Linked DNA regions of Homo sapiens: region 1 is linked to region 2. Evidence: chromatin loops called from intact Hi-C (ENCODE). Cell type or tissue: heart left ventricle. All regions are shown on one strand. Links, peaks and the distances in the headings refer to the core of each region. The heading gives the core; the rest is flanking DNA. Region 1 has its middle 10 kb from the start of CAPN12. Region 2 overlaps LGALS4 (galectin 4).

Region 1 (15,677 bases), core at 4,177-12,176, 51 kb after region 2:
TAGCTGGGATTACAGGTGCCCACCACCATGCCCCACCAATTTTTGTATTTTTAGTAGGGACGGGGTTTCACCATGTTGGCCAGGCTGGTCTTGAATTCTTGATCTCAGGTGATCCACCTGCCTCGGCCTTCCAAAGTGCTGGGATTACAGGTGGGAACCACTGCACCCGGCCCAGTTTTGCTGATCTTTTCTTTTTTTGAGACAAGAGTCTCACTCTGTCACCCAGGCTGGAGTACAGTGGCATGATCTCGACTCACTGCAACCTCGGCCTCTTGGGTTCAAGTGATTCTCCTGTCTCAGCCTCCAGCTGGGATTACAGGTGTGTGCCACCATGCCCAGTTAATTTTTGTATTGTTAGTAGAGACAGGGTTTCTCCATGTCGACCGGGCTGGTCTCGAACGCCTGACCTCAAGTGATCTACCCACCTTGGCCTCTCAAACTGCTGGGATTACAGGTGTGAGCCACCACACCTGGCCTGTTAATCTTTTCAATACCGGTTTTGTTGATGTTTTCAATGAGCCAATTTCAGTTTCATTGCTTTTTCTCTATTGTTTTTATATTTCTGTTTCATTGCTGTCCATTTAGATCTTTATTACTTCCTTCTTACTATTTTCTTTGAGTTTGATTTACTCTTCTTTTTCTAGCTTTGGAGGTGGAAGCCTAAATTATTGATTTTAGGCCTTCTTTCCATTCTAATGTGTTGGGGTTTTTAAAATTTTCACCAGGCTGACTCAACACTAATATGTTTTTTAAGCTATAAGTTTCCCGCTAATTACTACATTGCCAGCATCCTGTACATTTTTATTTCCTGTGTTTTTGTTTTTATTCAGCTCAAGGTATTTTCTAAATTCATTTTTGATTTTTTTTTTTTTTTTTTTTAGATGGAGTCTCACTCTGTCACCCAGGCTGGAGTACAGTGGCGTGATCTCAGCTCACCACAACCTCCACCTCCCAGGTTCAAGCAATCCTCCTGCCTCAGCCTATCAAGTAGCTGGGACTACAGGCATGAGCCACCACGCCCAGCTAATGTTTGTATTTTTTAGTAGAGACACGGTTTCACCGTGTTGGCCAGGCTGGTCTCGAACTCCTGATCTAAGGTGATCCACTGGCCTTGGCCTCCCTTGGCTGGGATTATAGGCATGAGCCACCACACCTAGCCAGATTCCTTCTTTGACACATAGGTCATCTACAAGTATGTTGTTTAGTTTTCTTATATTTAGAGATTTTCTAAATTTCATTTTATTGTTGGCTTTTAGCTTAGTTCCATTATAGTTAGAAGTAATACTTTTTAAATTATTTTTTATTTTTACTATTATTATTTTCTAATAGAGATGGGGGTCTCATTATGTTGCCCAGGATGGCCTCAAACTCCTGGGCTCACGAGATCCACCTGTCTTATCTCACATAATAATTTCTTTCCCTCCCACCCTCCCTCCCTCCCTCCCTCCCTCCCTCCCTTCCTTCCTTCTTTCTTTCTTTCTTCTTCTTCTTTTTTTTTTGAGATGGAGTCTCTCTCATCCAGGCTGGAGTGCACTGATGCAATCAGCTCACTGCAACCTCTGCCTCCTGGGTTCAAGTGATTCTCCTGCCTCAGCCTCCAAGTAGTTGGGACTAAAGGCAGGTGCCACCACACCTGGCTAATTTTTGTATTTTCAGTAGAGATGGGGTTTTGCCATGTTAACTGGGCTGGTCTGAAACTCCAGACCTCAGGTGGTCCACCTGCCTAAGCCTCCTAACATGCTAGGATTACAGGCGTGAGCCACTGTGCCCGGCCCAATCCTATGTCTCTCTCTTTTTTTGTGTGTGTTTTTTTTTTTAGATGGAGTCTCTCTCTATTGCCCAGGCTGGTGTGCAGTGGTGTGATCTCAGCTCACTGCAACCTGGTTCAAGTGATTCTCCTGCCTCAGCCTCCCGAGTAGCTGGGACTACAGGTGCCTGCCACCACACCCAGCTAATTTGTATTTTTAGTAGAGTTGGGGATTCACCATATTGGCCAGGCTGGTCTCAAACTCCTGATCTTGTGATCTGCCCGTCTTGGCCTCCCAAAGTATTGGGATTACAGGTGTGAGCCACTGCATAGCTGGCCTCTCCTTATCTTAAAAAAAAAAAAAAAAAGAGGAGATTGAGGCAAGGCGAAGTTTTAAATTTTTAAATAATAATAACAATAATAATTATTATTATTATTATTTTGAGACAAGATCTCGATCTGTTGCCCAGGTTGGAGAACAGTGGTGCAATCTCGGCTCACTGCAACCCCCGCTTCCCGTCCTCAAGCCATCCTCCCACCTCAGCCTCCTGAGTAGCTGGGAATACAGTCGCACACCACCATGCCCAGCTAATTTTTGTATCTTTTCTAGAGACAGAGTTTCACCATATTGCCCAGGCCGATCTCAAACTCCTGGACTCTAGGGGTCTGCCTGGGTCAGCCTCCCAAAGTGCTTGGATTACAGGTGTGAGCCACCATGCCCAGCCAAGGGGAAGTTTTCAAAGGCAAAATGAGGAGGATTACATAAAGTGTTTTGAATCAATTATCCTTGGCTACGAGACTTGAAACAAGGGTGGCATCAGTCCAAGGTTGGACAGGCAGTTACTGGACAAAAGTACTTTCTGTGTAACGTTGCAGTGGACTTTGTGCGAGGTTGTGGTTTTTGGAGAGTCTTCCGCAATCGTTCCTATCAGGCATTTGTGCATGAGCACGCTCCTTTCATGACCTTCCCGGTTCCTTTTTTTTTTTTTTTTTGAGACGGAGTTTCACTCTTGTGGTCCAGGCGCTGGAGTGCAATGGTGCGATCTTTGCCTCTTGGATTCAAGTGATTCTCCTGCCTCAGCCTCCTGAGTATCTGGGATTATAGGTGCCCACCACCAGTCCCGGCTAATTTTTTGCATTTTTAATAGAGACAGGGTTTCACCATGTTGGCCAGGCTGGTCTCCAACTCCAGACCTCAGGTGATCCACCCACCTCGGCCTCCCAAAGTGCTGGGATTACAGGTGTGAGCCACCACACCTGGCCCAGTCTCTGGTTTTCTATATGGTCATCTATACGGTCTTAAGTTCTAAGAAATGCATGGTTAGGCAATTTCGTCAGGGTGTGAACATCATAGAGTGACTTATGCAAACGTAGATGGTACAGCCTACCCCACACCTAGGCTATATAAAGTAACCTACAGCTCATAGGCTACAAGCATGCACAGCATTTAACTGTACTGAACACAGTGGGCAATTGTAACACAATGGTAAGTATTTGTGTATATAAACATATCTGAACATAAAAAAGGTACAGTAAAACTATGGTATAAAAGATGGAAAATGGGCCAGGAGCAGTAGTTCATGCCTGTAATCCTAGCACTTTGGGAAGCTGAGGTGGGCAGATCACTTGAGGTCAGGAGTTCGAAACCAGCCTGGCCAACATGGTGAAACCTCGTCTCTGCTAAAAATACAAAGAAGTTTAGGCCAGGCACGGTGGCTCACGCATGTAATCCCAGCACTTTGGGAGCTGAGGTGGGCGGATCACGAGGTCAGGAGTTTGAGACCAGCAGGACCAGCATGGTGAAACCCCATCTCTACTAAAAACACAAAAATTAGCCAGGCATGGTGGCACGTGCCTGTAATCCCAGCTGCTTGGGAGGCTGAGGCAGGAGAATCGCTTGAACCCGGGAGGCGGGGGTTGCAGTGAGCCAAGATCATGCCACTGCACTCCAACCTGGACAACAGATAGAGACTCTGGCTGAAAAAAAAAAAAAATACAAAGAAGTTAGCCAGGTGTGGTGGTGCACGCCTGTAATCCCAGCTATTTGGGAGGTTGAGGCAGGAGGATCACTTGAACCTGGGAGATGGAGGTTGCAGTGAGCGGAGATCATGCCACTGCACTCCAGCCTGGGTGAGAGAGTGAGACTCCATCTCAGAAAAATAAATAAAAGATGACAAATGGTACGCCTGTATGGGACACTTACCAGGAATGGAGCTTGCAGGACCGGAAGTTGCTCCAGGTGTGAGTGAGTGAGTGGTGAGTGAATGTGAAGGCTAGGACAGCACTGTACACTCCTGTAGACTTTATAAGCACTGTACTCTTAGGCTACCCTAAATTTAAAAAAATAAAGTAATTGTGCTACAGCATTGTGATGGCTGCAGCATCACTAGGTGATAGGAGTCCGGCTTCGTTGTAATTTTATGGGACATTGTCGCATGTGCAGTCCATCACTGACTGAAACGTGGTGATGCAGCACCCGACTGTGTATGTCACCTAGTCAGGGATACAGGCCAGGTGTGGTGGCTCACGCCTGGAATCCCAGCATTTTGGGAGGCCGAGGTGGGATGATTGCTAGAGGCCAGGAGTTTGAGACCAGCCTGGGCAACATAGTGAGACCCTGTCTCTACAAAAAAAAAAAAAAATCAAAAATTATCCAGGTGTGGTGGTGTATACCTGTGGTCCCAGCTACTAGGGAGGATGAGGCAGGGGGATTGCTTGAGACTGGGAGTCTGAGGTTACAATGGGTTATGATCATGCCACTGCACTCCAACCTGAGTGACAGAGCAAGATCATGTCTCTAAAAAAATACAGTGCTATATAACTGGGTTTTTTTTTTTTTTTTTTTTTGAGATGGAGTCTCAGTCTGCCACCCAGGCTGGAGTGCAGTGGCGCGATCTTGGCTCACTGCAACCTCTGCTTCCTGGGTTAAAGTGATTCTCCTGCCTCAGCCTCCCAAGTAGCTGGGATTACAGGCACCCGCCACCATGCCCGGCTAATTTTTGTATTTTTAGTAGAGATGGGGTTTCCATGTTGGCCAGGCTGGTCTTGAACTGACCTCAGGTGATCCCCCCCACCTCAGCCTCCCAAGGTGCTGGGATTACAGGCGTGAGCCACTGTGCCTCGCGTTTTTTTGTTGTTGTTGTTTTTGAGACAGAGTCTCGCTCTGGAGCGCAATGGCATGATCTCAGCTCACTGCAACCTCCACCTTTCAGGTTCAAGCCATTCTGCTGTCTCAGCCTCCTGAGTAGCTGGGACTAAACGCGTGCACCATCACACCCAGCTAATTTTTTGTATTTTATTTATTTATTTTTATTTATTTGAGATGGAGTCTTGCTCTGTCGCCCAGGCTGGAGTGCAATGGCGTGATCTTGGCTCACTGCAACCTCCACCACCTGGGTTCAAGCCATTCTCCTGCCTCAGCCTCCTGAGTACCTCGGACTACAGGCAGCCACCATCATGCCTGGTTAAGTTTGTATTTTTGTAGAGACAGGGTTTCACCATGTTGACCATGCTGGTCTCATATTCCTGACCTCACATGATCCACCGCCTCGGCCTCCCAAAGTGCTGGGATTACAGGCGTAAGCAACCATGCCCGGCCTTATAACCTTTCCTTTATTTATTTATTTATTTATTTATTTATTTATTTAGATGGAGTTTCGCTCTTGTAGCCCAGGCTGGAGTGCAATGGCATGATCTTGGCTCACCGCAACCTCTGCCTCCCAGGTTCAAGCGATTATCCTGCCTCAGTCTCCCGAGTGGCTGGGATTACAGGTGCCTGCCACCATTCCCAGCTAATTTTTATATTTTTAGTAGAGACAGGGTCTTGCCATGTTGGCCAGGCTGGTCTTTAACTCCTGACCTCGGATGATCCACTGTCCTTGGCCTCCCAAAGTGCTGGGATTACAGGCATGAGCCACTGTGCCTGGCATAACCTTTACTTTAAACAATTTTATATATATATATTTTTTACAATTTTATTTATTTGTCTGTCTATTTATTTTGAGACAGAGTCTTGCTCTGTCACACAGGCCAGAGTGCAGTGGCACAATCACAGCTCACTGCAGCTCCGACCTCCCAGGCTCCAGCAATACACCCACCTCAGCCTCCTGAACAGCTGGGACTGGACTATAGGTTTGCACCACCATGCCTGGCTAATTTTTGTATTTTGGGTAGAGATGGGGTTTCACCATGTTGCCCAGGCTGGTCTTGAATTCCTGAGCTCAAGCAATCCACCCACCTTGGCCTCAAAGTGCTGGGATTACAGGTTTGAGCCACCATACCCGGCCTTATATGGTTTTTTTCTTTTTTTTTTTTTTTTTTTGAGATGGAGTCTTGCTCTGTCGCCCAGCCTGGAGTGCAGTGGTGCAATCTCAGCTCACTGCAAGCTCCGCCTCCCAGGTTCACGCCATTCTCCTGCCTCAGCCTTCCGAGTAGCTGGGACTACAGGCACCCGCCACCACACCCGGCTAATTTTTTTTGTATTTTTAGTAGAGACGGGGTTTCACCACATTAGCCAGGATGGTCTCGATCTCTTGACCTCATGATCTGCCTGCCTCGGCCTCCCAAAGTGCTGGGATTATAGGCGTGGGCCACCGTGCCCAGCCTGACCTTATGTTTTAAAATAAATTAAAAGAAGAAAAGAAAAATACATTTCTGGGGCTCTTCATTTCTTCCTGTGGATTTGAGTTTCTGTCTACTGTCATTTTCAGTGTGAGGGGTTTCCTTGAGTATTCCCTGCGTTTAGGTATATGCTAGTCAGGAATTCTCTTTTTGTTTATCTGGGAATGATTTTCTTTTGCCTTTTGTTTTGAAGTATAGTTTTGTTGAATATAGAATTATCAGTTGACAGTTTTATTTTTCTTTCAGTGTTTTGAATAAATCATTCATCTGCCTTCTGGCCTCCATTGTTCCTAGGAGAATCTAGCCATTAATTCTATTGTTCCCCTGTACATAATGAGCTGTTTTTCACTTGCTCCTTTAAAATTTTCCATTTTCCTGGCACGGTGGCTCACGCCTGTAATCCCAGCACTTTGGGAGGCCAAGGAGGGTGGATCACGAGGTCAGGAGATCGAGAACATCCTGGCTAACACGGTGAAACCCCGTCTCTACTAAAAATACAGAAAATTAGCCAGGCGTGGTGGTGGGTGCCTGTAGTCCCAGCTACTCGGGAGGCTGAGGCAGGAGAATGGTGTGAACCCGGGAGATGGAGCTTATAGTGAGCCGAGATTGTGCCACTGCACTCCAGCCTGGGCGACAGAGTGAGACTCTGCCTCAAAAAAAAAAAAAAATGCCCTTTTTGAATTGTTTTCAGCAGTTTTACTTTCACTCGCGTCCGTGTGAAGAGACCACCAAACAGGCTTTGTGTAAGCAATAAAACTGTTTATTTCACCTGGGTGCAGGCGGGCTGAGTCTGAAAAGAGTCAGCGAAGGGAGATAAGGGCGGGGCTGTTTTTATAGGATTTGGGTAGATAAAGGAAAATTATAGTCAAAGGGGGGTTCTCTGGAGGGCAGAGTGGGGGTCACAAGATGCTCAGTAGGGGAGCTTTTGAACCAGGATGAGCCAGGAGAAGGAATTTGACAAGACAATGTCATCAGTTAAGGCAAGAACAGGCCATTTTCACTTCTTTTGTGGTGGAATGTCATCAGTTAAGGCAGGAACCGGCCATCTAGATGTGTACGTGCAGGTCACAGGGGATATGATGGCTTAGCTTGGGCTCAGAGGCCTGACATTCCTGTCTTCTTATATTAAGAAAAATAAAATGAAATAGTAGTAAAGTGTTGGGACAGTGAAAATTTTTGGGGGTGGTATGGAGAGATAATGGGTGATGTTTCTTAGGGCTGCTTCCAGCGGTATTAGGGGCGGCGTGGGAACTTAGAGTGGGAGAGATTAAGCTGAAGGAAGATTTTGTGGTAAAGGGTGATATTGTGGGGTTGTTAGAAGAAACATTTGTCGTGTAGAATGATTGGTGATGGCCTGGATACGGTTTTGTATGAATTGAAAAACTAAACGGAATAAGAGAAGGAGAAAAACAGGTATTAAAGGACTAAGAATTGGGAGGACCTAGGACATCTAATTAGAGAGTGCCTAAGGAGGTTCAGCATAGCCTTGCCAGCAAAGATTATTTATTTACTTCAAGAGTTAAGAGTGGCAGTTTGGGGATAGCACGAGGAGATATCAGCTGTGATGGCTTGGAGAAACTGTGTAAACTGGCAGTGTAAACAAGAGCAGGGCATGCATGAGTAGTTGAGAACGGTGAATAGGAGTATGACTAGACAGAAGATAGTAGGGATGACAAGTTATTTGGGGGCACAGTCTAAGTTGGTCTGGTGTCTGGAATGAGACTGGGGCCTAATAAAAAGGAGTGTCTATACAGGAACTTAAATGGGCTGTATCTTGTAGCATTCTGAGGACAGGCCTGAATTCTGAGAAGCGAAAGTGGTAAAAATATTGTCCAGTCCTTTTTAAGTTGGTGGCTGAGGTTGGTGAGGTGTGTTTTAGTCTGTCACTGAATACTAAGAGCCTGAAAAAATGCTTGGCTGATTTGACAAATAAAGGCTGGTCTGTTATCAGACTGTATAGAGGTGGGAAGGCTAAATTGAGGAATTACGTCTGACAGAAGGGAATGATAAGGCTAAACTGAAGAATTATGTCTGACAGAAGGGAAGAAATGACTGTGGTGGCCTTCTCAGACCCTGTAGGAAAGGACTCTACTTATCCAGTGAAAGTGTCTACCTAGACTAAGAGGTGTTTTAGTTATCTTACTCGGGGCATGTTGAGTAAAGCTAATTTGCCAGTCCTGGGTGGGGGCAAATCCTCGAGTTGATGTGTAGGGAAGGGAGGGGGCTTGAATAATCCATGAGGAGTAGTAGAATAGCAGATGGAACACTGAGAATTTATTTCTTTGAAGATAGATTTCCACAATGGAAAGGAAGTGAGAGGTTCTAAGAGGCAGGCTAGTGGCTTGTACTATAGCATAGCCTGCCTTTGCTGGTGTGTGGCGATTAGGCCTGGTGGAACTGCCATCAATAAATCAAGCGTGATCAGGGTGAGGAACAGGGAAGAAGGAAATGTGGGGAAATGGGATGAATGTCAGGTGGATCAGAGAGATGCCGTCATGGGGGTCAGGTGTGGTATCTGGAATAATGTGGGAGGCCGGATTGAAGTCCGGGCCAGGAACAATGGTCATTGTGGGACTTAACAAAGAGTGAGTACAGCTGAAGGAGCCAGGGAGCAGAAAGTATATGCGTCAGGTGTGAGGAAGAAAATAGATTTTGGAAATTATGAGAGCTGTAGAGAGTGAGTTGAGCATAGTTTGTGATTTTGAGGGCCTCTAAAAGTGTTAAAGCAGCGGCACGCGCTGCACGGAGACATGAGGGCTAGGCTAAAACAGTAAGGTCAAGTTGTTTGGGCAGAAAGGCTACAGGGTGCGGGCCTGGCTCTTGTGTAATAATTCTGACCGAACTAACCATGCCTAGGAAGGAAAGGAGTTGTTGTTTTGTAAGGGATCGAGGTTTGGGAGATTAATCGGACACAAGCAGCAGGGAGAGCACGTGTGTTTTTATGAGAATTATGCCAAGATAGGTAACAGATGAGGATGAAATTTGGGCTTGACTGAAGTAATGGGGTCTGTCTGTGAAGCCTTGAGGCAGTACAGCCCAGGTAATTTGCTGAGCCTGATTGGTGTCAGGGTCAGTCCAAGTGAAAGCAAAGAGAGGCTGGGATGACAGGTGCAAAGGAATAGGAAAGAAAGCATGTTTGAGGTCCAGAACAGAATAATGGATTGTGGAGGGAGGTACTGAGGATAGGAGAGTATATGGGTTTGGCACCACAGGGTGGATAGGCAAAACAATTTGGTTGATAAGGCGCAGATCCTGAATTAACCTGTAAGTCTTGTCTGGTTTTAGGACAGGTAAAATGGGGGAATTGTAAGGAGAGTTTATAGGCTTTAAAAGGCCATGCTGTAACAGGCGAGTGATAACAGGCTTTAATCCTTTCAAAGCATGCTGTGGGATGGGATATTGGCATTGAGCGGGGTAAGGGTGATTAGATTTTAATGAGATGGTAAGGGGTGCATGATTGGTCGCCAAGGAGGGAGTAGAGGTATCTTATACCTTTGGGTTAAGGTGGGGGGATACAAGAGGAGGATGCAAAGGAGGCTTTGGATTGGGAAGAAGGGCGGCAATGAGATGCAGCTGTAATCCAGGAATAGTCAGGGAAGCAGATAATTTGAAGTGTCTCGGCCTAATTAGGGAACTGGGCAGGTGGAGATAACTAAAAGGAGTGCATAAAAGAATATTGTCTAAGTTGGCACCAGAGTTGGGGAGTTTTAAGAGGTTTAGAAGCCTGGCTGTCAATACCCACTACAGTTATGGAGGCAAGGGAAACAGGCCTTTGAAAAGAAGGTAATGTGGAGTGGGTAGCCTCCGTATTGATTAAGAAGGGGACGGACTTACCTTCCACTGTGAGAGTTACTTAAAGCTTGGTGTCCGTGATGGTCTACGGGGCTTCCGAGGCAATCGGGCAGCATCAGTCTTCAGCTGCTAAGCCGAGAAGATCTGGGAAGGAGTCAGTCAGAGAGCCTTGGGCCAGAGTTCCAGGGGCTCTGGGAGTGGCTGCCAGGTGAGTTGGACAGTCCGATTTCCAGTGGGGTCCTGCACAGATGGGACACGGCTTAGGAGGAATCCTGGGCTGCGGGCATTCCTTGGCCTGGTGGCCAGATTTCTGGCACTTGTAGCAAGCTCCTGGGGGAGGCGGTTCTGGAGGAACGCCTGGCCACTGCGGTTTAGGCGTTTGGAGGTTCTTTTGTGCTGGAGATGTGGCTGAGGTTTGTCTCACAGTGGAGGCAAGGAATTGCAACTCAGAAATATGTTGCTACTTGGCTGCCTCTATTATTGTACACCTTGAAGGCGAGGTTAATTAAGTCCTGTTGTGGGGTTTGAGGGCCGGAATTTAATTTTTGGAGTTTTATTTAATGTCGGGAGCAGATTGGGTAATAAAATGTATATTGAGAATAAGACGGCCTTTTGACATTTTAGGGTCTAGGGCTGTAAAGTGTCTCAGGGTTGCTGCCGAACGAGCCATGAACTGGGCTGGATTTTTATATTTGATGAAAAAGAGCCTAAACACTATCTGATTTGGGATAAAGGAAAAGGAGCATTAACCTTGACTATGCCTTTAGCTCCAGCCACCTTTTTAAGAGTAAATTGCTGGGCAGGTGGGGAAGGGCTAGTCACGGAACGAAACTGTAAGGGGGACCGGGTGTGAGGAGGGGAGGCGATAAAAGGATTATAGGGTGGAGGAGCGGAGGCTGAGGAAGAATTGGGACCTAGCTCAGCCTAGCAAGGAGGGGAGAGGTCAGATAGGTCTGTAGAAAAGGAAGATTAGAAAGACTCAGTGACACTTGGGGTTGGGACTGAGGGGACAGGTGGGAGGGAAAGAAGGAAGATTTGGGACGAGTTGCATTGGGAACAGAGGCTAGGGAGAGCCTGATGTGTAAAAGAATGCCTGGATGTCAGGCACCTCACACCATTTGCCTATTTTATGATAAGAATTATTTAGATCTTGTAGGATGGAAAAATTGAAAGTGCTGTTTTCTGGCTATTTGGAACTACTGTCAAGTTTGTATGGGGGTCAAGCGGCGTTTCAGAAGAAAATTAGATGCTTAGATTTTACATCAGGTGAGAGTTGAAGAGGTTTTAAGATCTTAAGAACACAGGCTAAGGGAGAAGGAGGAATGGAAGGTGGAAGCTTGCCCATAGTGAAGGAGGCAAGCCCAGAGAAAAGAGAGTAGAGACATGGAGAAGGGGTGGGGGGGTTCTTGCCCTCCAGAAAAGCAGAGAAGGGGTTGGGGCACAGAGATAAGAGGTTGGGGTGCAGAAATAAGGGATGGGGCACAGAGATAAGAGGTCTGGGCATGGAAATAAGGGATCGGGGTGCAGAGATAAGAGGTCGGGGTTCCTGTCCCTCCTCCAGAAAAGCGGGACTTGCTACTAAGGGTGAAGGAGAAGGGGTTGAGGGGTTCTTGCCACTCAGAAAAGCAGAGAAGGGGTAGAGACACGGAGAGAAGGGGTTGGGGTACTTGCCCCTCCCCCAGAAAAGCGGGACTTGCCACTAACGGTGAAGGAGAAGGGGTTGAGGGGTTCTTCTTTTGTGGTGGAATGTCATCAGTTAAGGCAGGAACCGGCCATCTAGATGTGTATGTGCAAGTCACAAAAGATAATGATAGCTTAGCTTAAGCTCAAAGGCCTGACATTTACTACGATGAATCTAGATATGGCTCTCTTTGTATTTATACTTCTTGGAGTTTGTGTAAATTAACGTTTACACCAAGTTTGAAAAGTTTCCAGCCATTAATGCTTCAAAAATTTTTCTCCTTCCTCTCCTTTCCCCAGAGTCCTATTATACATATGTTTGTTTGCTTGATGTTATTCAGCTGGTCTCAGAGGCGCTTTTCTTTTTTCTTTTTTTTGAGATGGAGTCTCGCTCTGTTGCCCAGTCTGGAGTGCAGTGGCGCAATCTTGGCTCACTGCAAGCTCCGCCTCCTGGGTTCACACCATTCTCCTGCCTCAGTCTCCCCAGCAGCTGGGACTACAGGCACACGCCACCATGCCCAGCTAATTTTTGTATTTTTAGTAGAGATGGGGTTTCACTGTGTTAGCCAGGATTGTCTGGATCTCCTGACCTTGTGATCCGCCCACCTCAGCCTGCCAAAGTGCTGGGATTACAGGCGTGAGCCACCTCACCCAGCCTTTTTATTTTTGAGACAGAGTCTTGTTCTGTTGCCCAGGCTGGAGTGTAGTGGTGCGATCTCGGCTCACTGCAACCTCTGCCTCCTAAGTTCAAGTGATTCTCCTGTATCAGCCTCCCAAGTAGCTGGGACTACAGGTGCCTGCCACCATGCCCGGCTAATTTTTGTATTTTTAGTAGAAACGGGGTTTCACCATGTTAGCCAGGCTGGTCTCGAACTCCTGACCTCAGGTGATCTGCCCGCTTCGGCTTCCCAAAGTGCTGGGATTACAGACGTGAGCCACCGTGCTCGGCCTTTTATTTTTTAAATTGAGTCTTTGCAAATGTTTGATATATGCTTGAAAATCATGAGTGTATATAGATGTAATGAGTGTGCATATATATTAAATTCACTGTATTCTATTATTCAAAATATCACATTTTAAAAGACTTGATATTTGAAGAATAATGGTGGTTTCAAATTACCCATGACCACTACTGTGTTTCTGTGTATTTTTCCTTTTGTTTCTAATAGTGTAATAAATGATCACTTTTTTTTTTTTTTGAGATGGAGTCTCACACTGTCACCCAGGCTGGAGTGCAGTGTCTCACTGCAACCTCTGCCTCCCAGGTTCAAGTGATTCTCCTGCCTCAGCCTCGTGAGTAGCTGGGATTACAGGCACACACCACACCTGGCTTTTTGTATTTTTAGTGGAGCCAGGTTTCACCATGTTGGCCAGGCTAGTTTTGAACTCCTGACCTTGAGTAATCCGTCTGCCTGGGCCTCCCAAACTGCTGAGATTACAGGCGTGAGCCATCGCTCCCAGCCTTTTTTTTTTTTTTTTTAGACAGAGTCTTGTCCTGTCACCCAGGCTGGAGTGCACTGGCACAATCTGGGCTCACTGCAACCTCCACCTCCTGGGTTCAAGTGATTCTTGAGCCTTAGCCTCCCGAGTAGCTGAGATTACAGGCATGCACCACTATGCCCAGCTAATTTTTGTATTTTTAATAGAGACGGGGTTTCACCATGTCGGCCAGGCTGGTCTCAAACTGCCGACCTCAAGTGATCCACCTGCCTCAGCCTTCCAAAGTGCTGGGATTGCAGGCATGAGCCACTGCACCCATCCAATCACTTTTCATTCTGGATCATACACTTTATCAATAGAAAATAACTCCTTTTGTCCAAAGTAATGCTATCTGCTTTAAATCCGGTTTTCTCTAATATCAGATTTGCCCTGATTTTTGTGTATCTGCTTTTGACTGATAGCTATTTCTAATCCTTTTATTTTAAAACTTGGTGGTGTTATCTTTGGAAAGTGTTTTGAAAGCTAAACAGTTGAATTTTGTTTGTTGATGTTCCCAAGTACGTTTCACACATTTGCATAATGTTGTTATAACTGATATGCTTGGTTTTATTTAGGTCATTGTGTGATGCTTTTTGCTTTTATTTTCTATGATTCGCTGCATTTTCCTTTGCTTTTCGACCATTGCCAAATAGATTACATTTTCTTTTCCTTTCATTTTAAGCTACTTCAGTGGTTTGAAAGTTGTACATCTGGCCAGGTGCAGTGGGTCAGGCCTATAATCCTAGCACTTTGGGAAGCTGACATGGGAAGTTTGCTTGAGCTCAGGGATTCAAGACCAGCCCTGGCAACAAAGTGAGACTCCATTCCACCAAAAAGTCTAAAAATTTGCTGGGTATGGTGGCACAAGCCTGTGGTCCCAGCTACTCAGGAAGCTGAGGCAGGAGGATTGCTTGAGCCCGGGAGGTCAAGGCTGCAGTGAGCCAAGATTGTGCCACTGCACTCCAGCCTGGGCAACAGAGTCAGACCCTGTCTCAGAAACAAAACAAAACAATACAAAAAAAGAAACAGTAAGACATGGCGCGGTGGCTCCTGTCTGTAATCCCAGCACTTTTGGAGGCCAAGGCGGGTGGATCACCTGAAGTGAGGCTTTCAAGACCAGCCTGACCAATATGGTGAAACCCTGTCTCTACTAAAAATACAAAAATTAGCCAGCCGTGGTGGCACATGCCTGTAATTCTAGCTACTCGGGAGGCTGAGGCAGGAGAATCACTTGAACCTGGGAGGCGGAGGTTGTAGTGAGCCAAGATCACGCCACTGCACTCCAGCCTGGGTGACGAGGCGAGACTGTCCCAAAAAATAAACCAACAAACAAGTGAAAGAAACAGCAGCCCAGATCCAAGGAGACAGGTTGACTGTGGATGGCCGAGGCCGCCCACCTCGGCCTCCCAAAGTGCTGGGATTACAGGCGTGACCCACCACGCCCAGCCAGAAAGCTCGTTTTGTAACCCACTTTTGGTAGCCATGTACGTAGGCAGCTTGGACAATATCTGTGGGTCCACTTGGAGGGAAGGAGGCCAGAAGGCTTGAGGGACATCTGAGTGGCATGGAGGTGACAAGGCTCTGGGAGGGCAGCAGACACTCTTGAACGCCAAGGCATGGTCAATGCCTCGTGCAGTGAGCAGCGACTCTGTGTCAGGCACTTCTCTGAACTCATCCCACGTACGAACTCATTCGCTTCCCACAGCAACCCTCCGAGGTACGCCCTATCATCATCCGCATTGCAGAGATGAGGAAACTGAAGCACAGAGAAGTTAAGTGATGTGCCCAAAGACACACAGGTGTAGGTGGCAGAGCTGGGATTGGACCCCAGGTGCTGTGGCTCCTAATCCCGGCAGGCTGGAAGCACTCCCATATGACTCCCGTGGGGCTGGGGTGGGCTTGGCAATCCTACACGAAGAAAACTTTTTTTTTTTTTTTTTTGAGATGGAGTCTCACTCTCTCACCCAGGCTGGAGTGCAGTGGCGTGATCTTGGCTCACTGCAACCTCCGCCTCCCAGGTTCAAGCGATTCTCCTGCCTCACCCTCCTGAGTAGCTGGGATTACAGGTGTGTACCACCATGCCCAGCTAATTTTTTTTTTTTTTTTTTTTTTTGAGACAGAGTCTTGCTCTGTCAACCAGGCTGGAGTGCAGTGGCGGCTCACTGCAAGCTTCGCCTCCTGGGTCCACGTCATTCTCCTGCCTCAGCCTCCCGAGTAGCTGGGACTACAGGTGGCCGCCACCATGCCTGGCTAATTTTTTGTATTTTTTGTAGTAGAGATGGGGTTTCACCGTGTTAGCCAGGATGGTCTTGATCTCCTGACCTCGTGATCTGCCTGCTTTGGCCTCCCAAAGTGCTGC
Region 2 (15,677 bases), core at 963-8,962:
AAAGGTGGCCAGAGAAGGCCTGCCTGGGAAGGGAACATATCAGCAAAGAACAGAAGGAACGGAGAGAGGGATCCCCAGGGACAGCTGAGGGAAGGGCCTTCCAGGCAGAGGGAACAGCCAGTGCAAAGGCCCTGAGACAGGCCTGTCCTGGGGAGTAATTTCAAGGATGCTGGTGTGCCCAGGGGTGCGGAATATGATGCGTCATGGGTGTACACAGGGACCCTCTGGCTGCATGAGGGAAATGATCTTCAGGGCCAGGAGGGGAGCAGGGAGACCCAAAGTGCATAGGACAGGGCCTGGCCCGTGGCAGACTTGTAACAGTCATAACTGGAAGTTGGGAAGAGGGTGGAGGAGGTGGTCTAAGAAGGCAAGGTGGGCTGGGTACAGCAACTCACACCTGTAATCCCAGCACTCTGAGAGGCCGAGGTGGTAGGATTGCTTGAGCCCGGGAGTTTGAGACCAGCCTCGGCAACATAGTGAGACCCCATCTCTACAAAAAAAAAAAAAAAAAAAAAAAAAAGCCAGGCATAGTGGCATGCACCTGTAGTCCCAGCTACTAGGGAGGCTGAGGCAGGAGAATCAGTTGACCCAGGAGGTTGAGGCTGCAGTGAGCCACCATCGTGGCCACTGTACTCCAGCCTGGGGGACAGGGTGAGAACACAAGACCCTGTCTCAAGAAAAAAAATGTCAGGCACGGTGTCTCACACCTGTAATCCCAGCACTTTGGGAAGCCGAGGCAGGTGGATCACCTGAGGTCAGGAGTTTGAGATCAGCCTGGCCAACATGGTGAAACCCTGTCTCTACTAAAAATACAAAAATTAGCCGGACGTGGTGGTGCACGCCTGTAATCCCAGCTACTTGGGAGGCTGAGGCAGGAGAATCACTGGAATCCAGGAGGCGGAGGTTGCAGTGAGCTGAGATCGCGGCACTCCAACTCCAGCCTGGGCAACAGAGCAAGACTCCATCTCAAAAAAAAAAAAAAAAAAAAAAAGAAGGAAAGGCTGTGAGCGAAGGTGTGGTGGTGGGAATCTGCCCCCCTCAGAACTCAGGTCCTCTCCACGCTGTGGCCCACAGTGCCAAGGTTGCCCCTCAGAGCTGGTGCTGAGGTCCGGGCCAGGGAGGCCGAGGACAGGGCGGCAGGGAGAGGGCTTCCTGGAGGAGGCCCCCAGGCCCCGGGAGGTGGCACCAGGGGAATGAGCCCTTTGTGTCCCGCCAGGTTCTTCGTGAACTTTGTGGTTGGGCAGGATCCGGGCTCAGACGTCGCCTTCCACTTCAATCCGCGGTTTGACGGCTGGGACAAGGTGGTCTTCAACACGTTGCAGGGCGGGAAGTGGGGCAGCGAGGAGAGGAAGAGGAGCATGCCCTTCAAAAAGGGTGCCGCCTTTGAGCTGGTCTTCATAGTCCTGGCTGAGCACTACAAGGTCTGCATGCTTTCTCTCTTGTTTCCCAAGCTGGAGTGCAGTGGCGCCATCTTGGCTGCTTCCTTCCTTCCCGCCTTCCTTCCTTTTCTTTCTTTCTTTCTTTTTTTTTTTTTTTTTTTTGAGATGGAGTTTCACTCTGTTGCCCAGGCTGGAGTGCAGTGGCATGATCTCAGCTTACTGCAACCTCTGCCTGCTGGGTTCAAGAGCTTCTCCTGCCTCAGCCTCCCGAGTAGCTGGGATTATAGGCGCGTGCCACCACGCTCAGCTAATTTCTGTATTTTGAGTAGAGATGGGGTTTCACCATGTTGCCCAGGCTGGCCTCGAACTCCCGACCTCAGGTGTTCTGCCCTCCTTGGCCTCCCAAAGTGCTGGAATTACAGGCGTGAGCCACCACACCCAGCCCCTTCCTTCTTTTTCCTCTTTTTCCTTCCTCTTTCTCTGTTCTCTCCTCTTTCCTCCCCTCCTTCCTTCCCCCTTCCCTCCTCTCTTCTTCCTTCTCTCTCCTTCCCTCCTTCATTTATTTCCTTTTTCCATCCCCACTTTTTATGTCAACTTCTTTCTTTTCTTTTCCTTCTTTCCTGCCTATTTTATTTTATTTTATTATTTATTTATTTATTTATTTTTATTTATTGATCATTCTTGGGTGTTTCTCAGAGAGGGGGATGTGGCAGGGTCATAGGATAATAGTGGAGAGAAGGTCAGCAGATAAACACGTGAACAAAGGTCTCTGGTTTTCCTAGGCAGAGGGCCCTGCGGCCTTCCACAGTGTTTGTGTCCCTGGGTACTTGAGATTAGGGAGTGGTGATGACTCTTAAGGAGCATGCTGCCTTCAAGCCTCTGTTTAACAAAGCACATCCTGCACAGCCCTTAATCCATTTAACCCTGAGTTGACACACCACATGTCTCAGGGAACACAGGGTAAGGTTACAGATTAACAGCAACTCAAGGCAGAAGAATTTTTCTTAGTACAGAACAAAATGGAGTCTTCTATGTCTACTTCTTTCTACACAGACACAGTAACAATCTGATCTCTCTTTCTTTTCCCCACATTTCCCCCTTTTCTTTTCGACAAAACCGCCATCGTCATCATGGCCCATTCTTGATGGTCGCTGTCTCTTCGGAGCTGTTGGGTACACTTCCCAGACAGGGCGGCCTGGCAGAGGCGCTCCTCACTTCCCAGACGGGGCGGCCGGGCAGAGGCGCTCCTCACCTCCCAGACGAAGGGCGGCCGTTTCCTGCCTATTTTTAAAAATCCTCTTTTAGCGCTTTTCCTTAGTCCCATTACCCTACTGCTGAGAGTCTTGTAATACATTTCATGTGTATTTCCTCCTACCACTTTGTGTTTTTTGCAAAACGTGTACTTTTTGTTTTCCTCTTGAGACTGGGTCTCGCTCTGTTGCCCAGGCTGGAGTGCAGTGATGCAAACAGCTCACTACAGCCTCAACCTCCCCGGGCTCAGGTGATCCTCTCACATTAGCCTCCGGAGTAGCTGGGACTCTAGGTGCACACCACCACGCCCGGCTAATTTTTGTATATTTTTGTAAAGACGGGGTCTTGCTATGTTTCTCAAGCTGGTCTCGAACTCTTGATCTCAAATGATCCCCCACCTTGGCTTCCTAAAGTGCTGGGATTACAGGCATGAGCCACTGCGCCCGGCCAGTGAGCTGATTTTTGACCTTAGCTTGACCTCTGAGCTGTGGACTCCAAGGTTCCTGATGCTGAGGCTGTCCCAGCTCATCCCCAAGACTATCGACTCCCAATGAAAAAGATCCCTGATCCTTGCTTTTTTTTTTTTTTGAGACAGAGTCTTGCTCTGTCACCCAAGCTGGAGTGCAGCAGCGTGATCTCCACTCACTGCAACCTCCACCTCCCGGGTTCAGGCGATTCTCCTGCCTCAGCCTCCTGAGTATCTGGGATTACAGGAGCCCGCCACCATGCCTGGCTAATTTTTGTATTTTTAGTAGAGATGGGGTTTCACTATGTTGGCCAGACTGGTCTCACACTCCTGATCTCAAATGATCCACCCCCCTCAGCCTCCCAAAGTGCTGGGATTAGAGGCGTGAGCCAGGGTGCCCTGCCCTTGCTTCCTGTTTGTACCTTCCCAGGATCATGGGTGCTGACTCCTGACCTCCCATCTCTGCCCTCCAGGTGGTGGTAAATGGAAATCCCTTCTATGAGTACGGGCACCGGCTTCCCCTACAGATGGTCACCCACCTGCAAGTGGATGGGGATCTGCAACTTCAATCAATCAACTTCATCGGAGGCCAGCCCCTCCGGCCCCAGGTGTGAGGGGTCCCATCCCTTCTTGCGTCCTTTCTTTCTAAATTCAGTTCCACATTCATTTTTTTTCTTTTTTTCTTTTTTTCTTTTTTTTTTGAGACGGAGTCTCACTCTGTCGCCCAGGTTGGAGTGCAGTGGCGCGATCTTGGCTCACTGCAAGCTCCGCCTCCCAGGTTCACGCCATTCTCCTGCCTCAGCCTCCCAAATAGCTGGGACTACAGGAGCCTGCCACCACGCCCGGCTAATTTTTTTGTATTTTTAGTAGAGACAGGGTTTCACTGTGTTAGCCAAGATGGTCTCGATCTCCTTACCTCATGATCCACCCACCTCGACTTCCCAAAGTGCTGGGATTACAGGCGTGAGCCACCGCAGTTGGTCTATTTTTTCTTTTTGAGATGGAGTCTTGCTCTGTCTCCCAGGCTGGAGTACAGTGGTGTGATTCTGGCTCACTGCAACCTCTGCCTCCCAGTTTTAAGCAATTCTCCTGCCTCAGCCTCCCAAGTAGCTGGGATTACAGGCACCCACCATCACATCTGGCTAATTTTTGTATTTTTAGTAGAGACGGGGTTTCACCATGTTGGCCAGGCTGGTCTGGAACTCCTGGCCTCAAGTGATCTGCTGGCTACAGTCTCCCAGAGTGCTGGGATTACAGGTGTGAGCCATGGTGCCCAGCGCATTCCACATTCATTTATTTCCCAAGCATCTCCCTCTGCTGAGTTATGCCAAGAGCCCAGTGATGATCAAGGGATCCCACTGGGAAGACAGACCCATCACTGCAAGGGATAAAGGCCGGGATGGGGAGGCCCTGGCTGAAGGGTTGCAGTTGGGTTTGGGCCCAGACAGAGGGATCAGGGCCAGGACAGGAGGGTGGGTGGAGGCAGGCAGAGGGGTCAGGCCCAGGGCTGGAGACAGGAATGACTGAGATATCTCTGGGCCCTGACCTCACTGGGCTCACAGACATGGCATCAGAGAGTGACAGCCCAGAAATGGTCAGGTCTGTGATAGGGAGGGCACAGGCAGAGGGGCAGGGGCTGGGATATGGAGTATACAGGAGGTTTGGGAGCCTACAGGAAGGGCTTGACTAGTCATGGGTCAGGAAGGAAGTGCTTCCTGGAGTAGGAGGAAGTGTGTAAGGTGAGTCAGAAAGTGAGGATAAGGAAAGGCAAAGAACACACGATAGTGAATGAATTCCCTAGAGGTTGCTTAACACAATCATTAAAAATAAATAACATACAATTAAATTGAGTTTATCAATATTATTATTATTATTATTATTATTATTATTATTATTATTATTTTTGAGGCAGGGTCTGGCTCTGTCACCCAGGCTGGAGTGTGGTGGTGCAATCACAGCCTACTGTATTCTTGACTTCCTGGGTTCAAGTGATCCTCCCACCTCAGTCTCCTGAGTAGCTGGGACTACAGGCACGCACCACCAGCCCCAGCTAGTTTTTAAATTTTTTGTAAAGACAGAGGGGAGGAATTTTCCTATGTTGTCCAGGCTGGTCTTGAACTCCTGACCTCAGGTGATCCACCCACCTCAGCCTCCCAAAGTCCTGAGATTACAGGCGTGAGCCACAGCCCCCGGCTTATAAAGCTACGTTTATTTGTTTGTTTGTTTTTTGTTTTTTGTTTTTTTTTTAGATGGAGTCTTGCTCTGTGGCCCAGGTTGGAGTGCAGTGGCATGATCTCAGCTCACTGCACCCTCTGCCTCCCAGGTTTAAGGAATTCTTCCTCAGCCTCCCAAGTAGCTGTGATTACAGGCACCTGCCACCACGCCCGGCTATATAAAGCTACTTTTAAAAGGCCTTCAGAATAGCTGGCTGAGAATAGAAGTCAAGGCAGAATGGAGTTAATTACAAGGAGGAGAAAAGAGAAGGTAACAGAGAGAAAGAGAGAGAGTAAAAGTTAAAGGTGTTAGACTTGGGAGGGTGAGGCGAGCGGATCACCTGAGGTCGGGAGTTTGAGACCAGCCTGACCAACATGGAGAAACCCCATCTCTATTAAAAATACAAAATTAGCTGGGCGTGGTGGCGCATGCTTGTAATCCCAGCTACACCGGAGGCTGAGGCAGGAGAATCACTTGAACCCAGGAGGCAGAGGTTGAGGTGAGCAGAGATCGTGCCACTGCACGGCACCCTGGGCAACAAGAGCGAAATTCCATCTCAAATAAATAAATAAAAGTGTTTGGCAGAAGGAAGCCCCTGCGCTGAGGTGTGGCCAAGACAGAGAGAGAGGCAGAGACACAGGGACAGAGGCAGAAACTGAGATCAAGATCAGCGAGTGAGGGCCCCGGGACAGCAGGAAGACAGCAAGGGGAAGGGCACAGAGAACAAAATGGACCAAGCATTGTCCTAAAGCTTTGGGGTGACTCACTGGGCATCAGCGATCCCAGAACATGGGGTGCCCCTCTCCGTGAATCTGTGATCGGGGTGCCACCCTTTGATGCCAGAGTTCTCTGGCATAGTGGTGGTGGTGGTGGGCCACCCCAGGGCAGGCACTCTCGACATCTTTCAGTCGCAAATCTGGGGACCCTCTCATAACCGCTTTCTCTTTCTGTGCCCACAGGGACCCCCGATGATGCCACCTTACCCTGTAAGTACTTGCTGATAGGTGAGGGTCTTCCTCCCTAGTGGGGTCCCTCAGCCCCTCTCACCCTTCCTGCCTTCTGTCCATCGTTCAGGGTCCCGGACATTGCCATCAACAGCTGAACAGCCTGCCCGTGAGTGGGAGGGCTGGGAGGGCCCCGGGTGAGGAGTGGGAATGGTGAGAATTGGGGTAGGGGGAGCTAAGAGGGGTTGCAGCCCAAGGTGTACTAACCCAGCACCTAGAGAAACGCCGGAGTCTAATGGGTGTGTCATAGATATCTGTCGACTCTTGGAGAATAATATCGCTTCTTCCTCACTTCACAGACCATGGAAGGACCCCCAACCTTCAACCCGGTATGGCTTGGGGAAACAGAGATGGATGGTGGGGAGGGGGCACGGATCTCCAGGGAATCTGAGACAGCCAGAAAGGGAGTGGGCTGAGGGTTTTGGGGTGGGAGGTAGGGGAAGGGTAGATAGAGTTCGTGGTCAGGTTTAGGGAGCAGAAGGAATTGGGGATGTTTTCCAGGAGGAGTGGGACCTCTCAGAAAATTTGTTCTTGGGCTGGACATGGTGGCTCACGCCTGTAATCCCAGCACTTTGGGATGCCAAGGCGGACAGATCACGAGGTCAGGAGATCGATCGAGACCATCCTGGCCAGCATAGTGAAACTCTGTCTCTACTAAAAATACAAAAATTAGCTGGGCATGGTGGCGCGCGCCTGTAATCCCAGCTACTCAGGAAGCTGAGGCAGGAGAATCGCTTGAACCAGGGAGTCGGAGGTTGCAGTGAGCCGGGATCGTGCCACAGTACTCCAACCTGGTGACAGAACGAGACTCCATCTCAAAAAAAAAAAAAAAAAAAAAAAAAGAAAAAGAAAAGAAAAAGAAAATTTATTCTTGGCCAGACACGGTGGCTCATGCCTATAATCCCAGCCCTTTGGGAGGCCAAGGCAGGTGGATCACTTGAGGTCAAGAGTTCCAGATCAGCCTGGTCAACATGATGAATCCCCGTCTCTACTAAAATGACAAAAGTTAGCCAGGTGTGGTGGCGCACACCTGTAATCCCAGCTACTAGGAAGGCTGAGGCAGCAGAATTGCTTGAACCTAGGAGGCAGAGGTTGCAGTGAGCTGAGATTATGCCACTACACTCCAGCCTGGGCGTCAGAGGGAGACTCTGCCTAAAAAAAAAAACAAAATTTGTTCCTTTGTTCCTGCAAGGCTGGGCGTGGTGGCTCACGCCTGTAATCCCAGCACTTCGGGAGGCTGAGATGGGAGGATTGCTTGAGCCCAGCAGTTTGAGGCTGCAGTGAGGCTTGATCATGCCACTGCACTCCAGCCTGGGTGACAGAGTAAGACCCCATCTCTTATAAGAAAAAAAGACAGGAAAGAAAAGAAAAGAAAAAGAAAATTTCTTCCCACATCTGGCTCTGCTAAGCTGAGAGAGAATGGGACCCCCCGTTCTCTTCCCACAGCCTGTGCCATATTTCGGGAGGCTGCAAGGAGGGCTCACAGCTCGAAGAACCATCATCATCAAGGGCTATGTGCCTCCCACAGGCAAGAGGTATAACGTAAACTAGGTGGGAACCCCCAGCCCCCTCCTCCCTCAGACCCAACAATCTAGACCCTCTGTCCCCTCCTCCTTTAGGGATTCAGAGGTCCAGCCCACTGGCCTCTTCCCACTGGACTCCATCTGACTCCCCCATCCCTCTCTGTCCCCAGCTTTGCTATCAACTTCAAGGTGGGCTCCTCAGGGGACATAGCTCTGCACATTAATCCCCGCATGGGCAACGGTACCGTGGTCCGGAACAGCCTTCTGAATGGCTCGTGGGGATCCGAGGAGAAGAAGATCACCCACAACCCATTTGGTCCCGGACAGTTCTTTGATGTGAGTCTGAGCTCTCTTTTCCCACTTCCTTCCAGGGCCTCAGTCCTGGCCCTGGCCTCATGCCCACCCTTCTCCCTGCAGCTGTCCATTCGCTGTGGCTTGGATCGCTTCAAGGTTTACGCCAATGGCCAGCACCTCTTTGACTTTGCCCATCGCCTCTCGGCCTTCCAGAGGGTGGACACATTGGAAATCCAGGGTGATGTCACCTTGTCCTATGTCCAGATCTAATCTATTCCTGGGGCCATAACTCATGGGAAAACAGAATTATCCCCTAGGACTCCTTTCTAAGCCCCTAATAAAATGTCTGAGGGTGTCTCATGAGTGTGTGTCTCCATCTGCTCCCCGGCTACTCTTCCCTTCCTTGGTTCAGTCATGCACTTCATCTATCCTTCATCCATCCAGTCATCTGACCATCCATCCTCCTGTCATCATAAATCTGGTTATGCCCCAAGCACTGATTTAGGGCTCATTCACTTCTCACAGCAACCCCAAGAGGTAGAAACAATTATTATCATCCCTCTGTAACAGATGAGGAAACAAAGGAAAATAAAACAAATTGCCCAAATTATACATTGCATAAATGGCAGAAGGAGGATTCAAATCCAGCTGATCTGGCTCCCAAGGATCTGCACACTTAACCACTATACAGCCTGTCGTTCCATCCATCCATGCATCCATCTCTCCACTCGTGTATCCCAACATCCATCAATCTCTCCATGTATCCAACCAAAAGTCCATCCAACCATCCATCAATCAAACATCCAACCATCTAGACCTCATCAATCCATCCATTGAGCTGATTGTTCAACCATCCTTTCATCCAACCCTTTATCCATCTACCCATCCATTTACCTCTGCACTCATCATCTCATCGTCAATCTCTCCAAACATCCAGTCAACCATATGTTCACCCATTCATCCAAACATGCAACTATTCATCTACTCACCAGTCTGTCTAGCTCTATCCAGCTGTTTATCCATCCATTCTTTCATTCAACCTTTTATCCATCACCCATGCATCTGATCATCCATCATCTTCTCCATCCATCCAAACATCTAACCATATACCAGTCTATCTGTCTATTCATTCAGCCATCCTTACGAAGTCTAACTTTCGTCCATCCATTCATTTATTCATCCCTCCATTTGTCCATGTAATTCTCTGCTTTCCATCACAGTCATCCATTTGTCCTCCATATGCCCATTCATCCCTCCATTCAGCAATTCATCACTTTTCCATCTCTTTCTATCCAATTATCCATTCATCTCTTCATTATCTATTTTTTTCCAACCCTTTTCCAACTCAAGCTGGAAAGTTATCCATTCATTTATATTTTCTTCTCTCCATCTGTCCACCCAACCATGCTTTCATCAAATCACTCTTTTGCTGATTTCATCATTCATTGATTTCTTGTTTTTATTTTTATTTATTTTTTTTTTGAGACAGAGTTTTGCTCTTGTCATCCAGGCTGGAGTGCAATGGTGCTGTCTCAGGTCACTGCAACTGCCATCTCCCGTTCAAGCAATTCTCCTGCCTCAGCCTCCTGAGTAGCTGGAATTACAGGCACCCACCACCACGCCCAGCTAATTTTTGTATTTTTAGTAGAGACAGGGTTTTGCCATGTTGGCCAGGCTGGTCTTGAACTCCTGACCTCAGGTGGTGCGCCTGCCTCCGCCTCCCAAAGTGCTGGGATTACAGGCGTGGGCCACCGTGCCTGGCCCATTCATTGATTTCTTTCTTTTTTTTCTTTCTTTTTTTGAGACGGAGTCTTGCTCTGTCGCCAGGCTGGAGTGCAGTGGTGCCATCTCAGCTCACTGCAACCTCCGCCTCATGGGTTCAAGTGATTCTCCTGCTTCAGCCTCCTGAGTAGCTGGGGCTACAGGCATGCGCCACCATGCCCAGCTAATTTTTGTATTTTTAGTAGAAACAGGGTTTCACCATGTTGGCCAGGATGGTCTCAATCTCTTGACTCGTGATACACCCACCTTGGCCTCCCAAAGTGCTGGGATTACAGGCGTGAGCCACTGCCCCCAGCTGATTTCTTTACATTTTCATTCATCCATCTATTCTTTATTCACTCTCGTGTTTACTTATTCACCAGTCACTGACTCATCCACTTTCAAATTAGCTGGGTTGGCTTTCTGATGTAATGGGTTAGCAAGCTTCAGGACAAACCATGAAGTGACGAATTAAACCCTCTATATTATTAATTGGATAAAATGCTGTAAAACCGGTTATTAGCATGACTCAAACTAAGTTTAAATGTTTGCATGTCTAAAGCAACTTTCTGGAGTGATGGATATGTTCCATACCCTAGGTCACACAGCTCTGTGCATTTGTTAGAACTCATTGGCTGTATATTTTATTTTATTAAATTCTTTTTATTTTTGTTTTTATTGAGACAGGATCTCACTCTATTGCCCAGGCTGGAGTGCAGTGGTGTGATCACAGCTCATTGCAGGCTCAACCTCTGGGACTCAAGTGATCCTCCCACTCCAGCCTCCCAGGTAGCTGGGACCACAGGTGTGCACCACCATGCCCAGCTAATTAAAAATATATATATTTATAAAGACGGGGGTCTCCTTATGTTGCTCAGGCTGATCTCGACTCCCTGGGCTCAAGCAATGCTCCTGCCCTAGCCGCCCAAAGTGTCGGGATTACCGGCGTGAGTCGCTGTGCCCAGCCAACTGTACATTTTAGATTTGTGCATTTCACCAATATAAACAAAGAATCTTTCCGCAAAGCTTACCACAAGGAAAGAATCATAAACAAATATTGTACTCTAGCTAATGATGTACTTCTGAAATGTTTAGGGGTGACAAATACTGATGTTTACAATTTACTTCGAATGGATAAGTAAATAAAATGATGGCTGGGTGCGATGGCATGAGCCTGTAATCCCAGCACTTTGGGAGACGAGGTGGGAAGATTGCTTGAGCCCAGGAGTTCAAGACCAGCCTGGGCAACATGGCGAGACCCTGTCTCTACAAAAAATAAAAAAGTAAGCCAGATGTAGCAAACATCTGTAGTTCCAGCTGCTAGGGAGGCTGAGGCAGGAGGTTGGCTTGTGCCCAGGAGTTCAACGCTGCCGTGAACCATAATCAGGCCACTGCACTCTAGTCTGGACAACAGAGCAAAACTCTGTTTCTAAAAAAATACAAAATAGCTCCCTCCCCCTCCCCCTCCCCCTCTCCCTCTCCTCTTTCCACGGTCTCCCTCTGGACTGTGCTGCTGCCATCTCGGCTCACTGCAACCTCCCTGCCTGATTCTCCTGCCTCAGCCTGCCGAGTGCCTGCGATTGCAGGCGCGCGCCGCCACGCCTGACTGGTTTTCGTATTTTTTTGGTGGAGACGGGGTTTCGCTGTGTTGGCCGGGCTGGTCTCCAGCTCCTAACCGCGAGTGATCCGCCAGCCTCGGCCTCCCGAGGTGCCGGGATTGCAGACGGAGTCTCGTTAACTCAGTGCTCAATGGTGCCCAGGCTGGAGTGCAGTGGCGTGATCTCAGCTACAACCTCCACCTCCCAGCCGCCTGCCTTGGCCTCCCAAAGTGCCAAGAGTGCAGCCTCTGCCCGGCCGCTACCCCGTCTGGGAAGTGAGGTGCGTCTCTGCCTGGCCGCCCATCATCTGGGACGTGAGGAGTCCCTCTGCCTGGCTGCCCAGTCTGGAAAGTGAGGAGCGTCTCTGCCCGGCCGCCATCTCACCTAGGAAGTGAGGAGCACCTCTTCCCGGCCACCATCCCATCTAGGAAGTGAGGAGCGTCTCTGCCCGGCCGCCCATCGTCTGAGATGTGGGGAGCGCCTCTGCCCCGCCGCCCCGTCTGGGAGGTGAGGAGCGTCTCTGCCCGGCCGCCCCGTCTGAGAAGGGAGGAGACCCTCCGCCTGGCAACCGCCCCATCTGAGAAGTGAGGAGCCCCTCCGCCCGGCTGCCACCCTGTCTGGGAAGTGAGGAGCGTCTCCGCCCGGCAGCCACCCCGTCCGGAAGGGAGGTGGGGGGGTCAGCCCCCCGCCCGGCCAGCCGCCCCGGCCAGCCACCCCGTCTGGGAGGTGAGGGGCGCCTCTGCCCGGCCGCCCCTACTGGGAAGTGAGGAGCCCCTCTGCCCGGCCAGCCGCCCCGTCCGGGAGGGAGGTGGGGGAGTCAGCCCCCTGCCCAGCCAGCCGCCCCGTCCGGGAGGGAGGTGGGGGGGTCAGCCCCCCGCCAGGCGAGACGCCCCGTCCGGGAGGGAGGTGGGGGGTCAGCCCCCTGCCCGGCCAGCCGCCCGGTCCGGGAGGTGAGGGGCGCCTCTGCCCGGCCGCCCCTACTGGGAAGTGAGGAGCCCCTCTGCCCGGCCACCACCCCGTCTGGGAGGTGTACCCAACAGCTCATTGAGAACGGGCCATGATGACAATGGCAGTTTTGCGGAATAGAAAAGGGGGAAAGGTGGGGAAAAGATTGAGAAATCGGATGGTTGCTGTGTCTGTGTAGAAAGAAGTAGACATGGGAGACTTTTCATTTTGTTCTGTACTAAGAAAAATTCTTCTGCCTTGGGATCCTGTTGATCTATGACCTTACCCCCAACCCTGTGCTCTCTGAAACATGTGCTGTGTCCACTCAGGGTTAAATGGATTAAGGGCGGTGCAAGATGTGCTTTGTTAAACAGATGCTTGAAGGCAGCATGCTCGTTAAGAGTCATCACCATTCCCTAATCTCAAGTACCCAGGGACACACACACTCTGCCTAGGAAAACCAGAGACCTTTGTTCACTTGTTTATCTGCTGACCTTCCCTCCACTATTGTCCTGTGACCCTGCCAAATCCCCCCTCTGCGAGAAACACCCAAGAATGATCAATAAAAAAAAAATACAAAAATACAAAAATACAAAATATTAAAATAAAATAAAGAAATAGTGCTCGCTTCAGCAGCACATATACTAAAATCTGGAATGATGCAGAGAAGATTAGCATGGCCCCTGCGCAAGGATGACATGCAAATTTGTGAAGTGTTCCATATTTTTTGGCCAGGTGTGGTGGCTCACGCATGTAATCCCAACACTTTGGGAGGCCGAGGCAGGCGAATCACAAGGTCAGGAATTTTTGAGACTAGCCTGGCCAACGTGGTGAAACTCTGTCTCTACCAAAAATACAAAAAATTAGCCGGGCATAGTGGTGGGTGCCTGTAATCCCAGCTACTCGGGAGGCTGGGGCAGGAGAATCGCTTGAACCTGGGAGGCAGAGGTTGCAGTGAGCCGAGATCGCGCCACTGCACTCCAGCCTGGCAACAGAGTGAGACTCCTCTCAAAAAAAAAAAAAAAAAGAAGAAGAAGAAAAGAAAAAAAGAAGATGGTGATGGATGGATAGAAGGGTGGATAGATGGATCTATGTGTGATAAAGCAAGTTGAGTAAAATGTTATATAGAATCTGGTTAGGGTATATGAGGTATTCATAGAATAATTCTTTTAACTTTTCTGCATGTCTGAAAAAATTCATAATAAAATGTTGGGGGAAACCTTTGCATACAAACTTTGCAAACATTGTATCATACAATGATATGAACTGTAAATTTTTTAGGAGTTAGAATGGTAATGAGGTTTTGTTTAAAAAGAGAGCCTGCCAGGCGTGGTGGCAGATGCCTGTAATCCTAGCTACTTGGGAGGCTAAGGTGGGAAGACTGTTTGAACCTGGGAGTTTGAGACCAGCCTGGGCAGCATAGTGAGACCCCATCTCAAAAATAAAAATTAAAAAATAAATATCATTTAGAATTATACACATATTTATGGATAAGATTATATAACACCTTTTAAAAATCCAATTTAAAATGGGCAGAAAATTTCGATAAACATTTCTGCAAAGAAGATATATAAACGGCAACCCATGTCATTAGGGAAATGCAAATCAAAACCACATGACATATCTCTTCACCAAGTGGTGAAGCCAACCTATTAGGATGGCTATAATAAAAAAGACAGATAGGTCAGGTGTGGTGGCTCATGCCTGTAATCCCAGCACTTTGGGAGGCCGGGGTGGGAGGATCACTTGAGGCTAAGAGTTCAGGACCAGCCTGGGCAACATAGCAAGAACCTGTCTCTACAAAAAATTTTTAAAAATTAGCCAAGCATGGGGACGCACACCTATAGTTCCAACTAATTGGGAGGCCTGAGGTAGGAGAATTGCTTGAGCCCAGGAGGTGGAGGCTGCAGTGAGCCATGATTTCACCACTGCACTCCAGCCTACACAACAGAACAAGACCCTGTCTCAAAAAAAAAAAAAAGACAATAACAAGTGTTGGAGAGAACATGGAGAAATAGGAACACATATGTTGCTGATGGTAATGTAAAATGTTACAGTTACTTTGGAAAATGGTTTGGCAGTTCTTTGAAACGGAACTTAAAAGAGTCATGTGACCCAGGAATTCTTTTTTTTTTTTTCTTTTTTGAGACGGAGTTTCGCTCTTGATGCCCAGACTGGAGTGCAGTGGTGCGATCTCGGCTCGCTGAAACCTCCACCTCCTGGGTTCAAGCGATTCTCCTGCCTCAGTCTCCCAAGTAGCTGGGATTACAGGCATGCACCACCACGCCCGGTTAATTTTGTATTTTTAGTAGAGATGGGGCTTTTCCATGTTGATCAGGCTGGTCTCGAACTCCTGACCTCAGGTGATCCATCTGCCTTGGCCTCCCAAAGTGGTGGAATTACAGGCATGAGCCACAGCACCTGGCCTGACCCAGAAATTCTCCTAGGTACTTACCCAAGAGACATGAAAACATGTTCACACAATAGGTTCATAGCAGCATTATTCATAATAGCCAAGATGTAGGAACAACCCAGATATCCATTATTCACCATGATGAATGGGTAAACGCGTATATTCGATCCACACATTGGAACAGCATTCAGCCATGAAAAGGAATGAAGTGCTGATGCATGCTATGACATGGACAAACCCTGAAAACATGATGCTCCGTGGAAGAAGCCAGATATACAGGGCCACATATTGTATGATTCCACGTGTGGAAAACAAGCAGATTCATAAATCCATACAGCTGGAAAGTAGGTTAGTGATTGCCAGGTGCTGGGGGAGGGGCAAGTTGGGGAGTGACTGCTTATGGGTATGGGGTTTCTTTTAGTTGTTCTTTTTTGTTTTGTTTTGTTTCTGAAACAGGGTTTCACTCTGTTGCTCAAGCTGGAGTGCAGTGGAGCGATCACGGCTCTCTGCAGCCTCGACCTCTCCAGCTCAAGCCATCCTCCTAGCTCAGCCTCCCGAGTAACTGGGACCACAGGTGTGTACCACCATGCCCAGCTAAAATTATTTTTTGTAGAGATGAGGTCTCCCTATATTTCCCAGGTTGTTTTTTTTTTTTTTTTTTTTTTTTTTTGACACAGAGCTTTGCTCTGTCACCCAGGCTGGAGTGCAATGGTGCTATCTGCTCACTGCAGCCTCCGCCTACCGGGTTCAAGCAATTCTCCTGCCTCAGCCTCCCACGTAGCTGGGATTACAGGTGCGTGCCACCACGCCTGGCTAATTTTTTGTATTT

What was found. A loop is a pair of places that touch in the nucleus more often than their neighbours do. Peaks named below come from ENCODE experiments on the same cell type or tissue, not always from the same donor. Only the 100,000 strongest peaks of a DNase experiment are listed, where the experiment ranks them.
Region 1: a loop joins it to region 2, with 2.5 times the contacts of the local background. A loop is called at or near these places in 5 of 110 quality-filtered maps.

What each region holds. Positions count from the first base shown.
Region 1 is chr19:38,746,688-38,762,364 of GRCh38, reverse strand. No RefSeq gene overlaps it. Among named protein-coding and RNA genes, the nearest start is that of CAPN12, 10 kb to the right of the region's middle. In heart left ventricle, for the core only: no CTCF peak of the experiment used is centred there; no DNase peak of the experiment used is centred there; H3K27ac peaks cover 1,259 bases.
Region 2 is chr19:38,794,488-38,810,164 of GRCh38, reverse strand. LGALS4 (galectin 4) reads left to right here. Exons shown (of 10, transcript NM_006149.4): 3 at 1,217-1,421; 4 at 3,570-3,704; 5 at 6,270-6,296; 6 at 6,385-6,423; 7 at 6,614-6,643; 8 at 7,761-7,849; 9 at 8,008-8,173; 10 at 8,255-8,491. The coding sequence ends at 8,401. It also overlaps the pseudogene RNU6-140P. Among named protein-coding and RNA genes, the nearest start is that of LGALS4, 11 kb to the left of the region's middle. RefSeq lists an enhancer at 12,168-13,082. In heart left ventricle, for the core only: no CTCF peak of the experiment used is centred there; no DNase peak of the experiment used is centred there.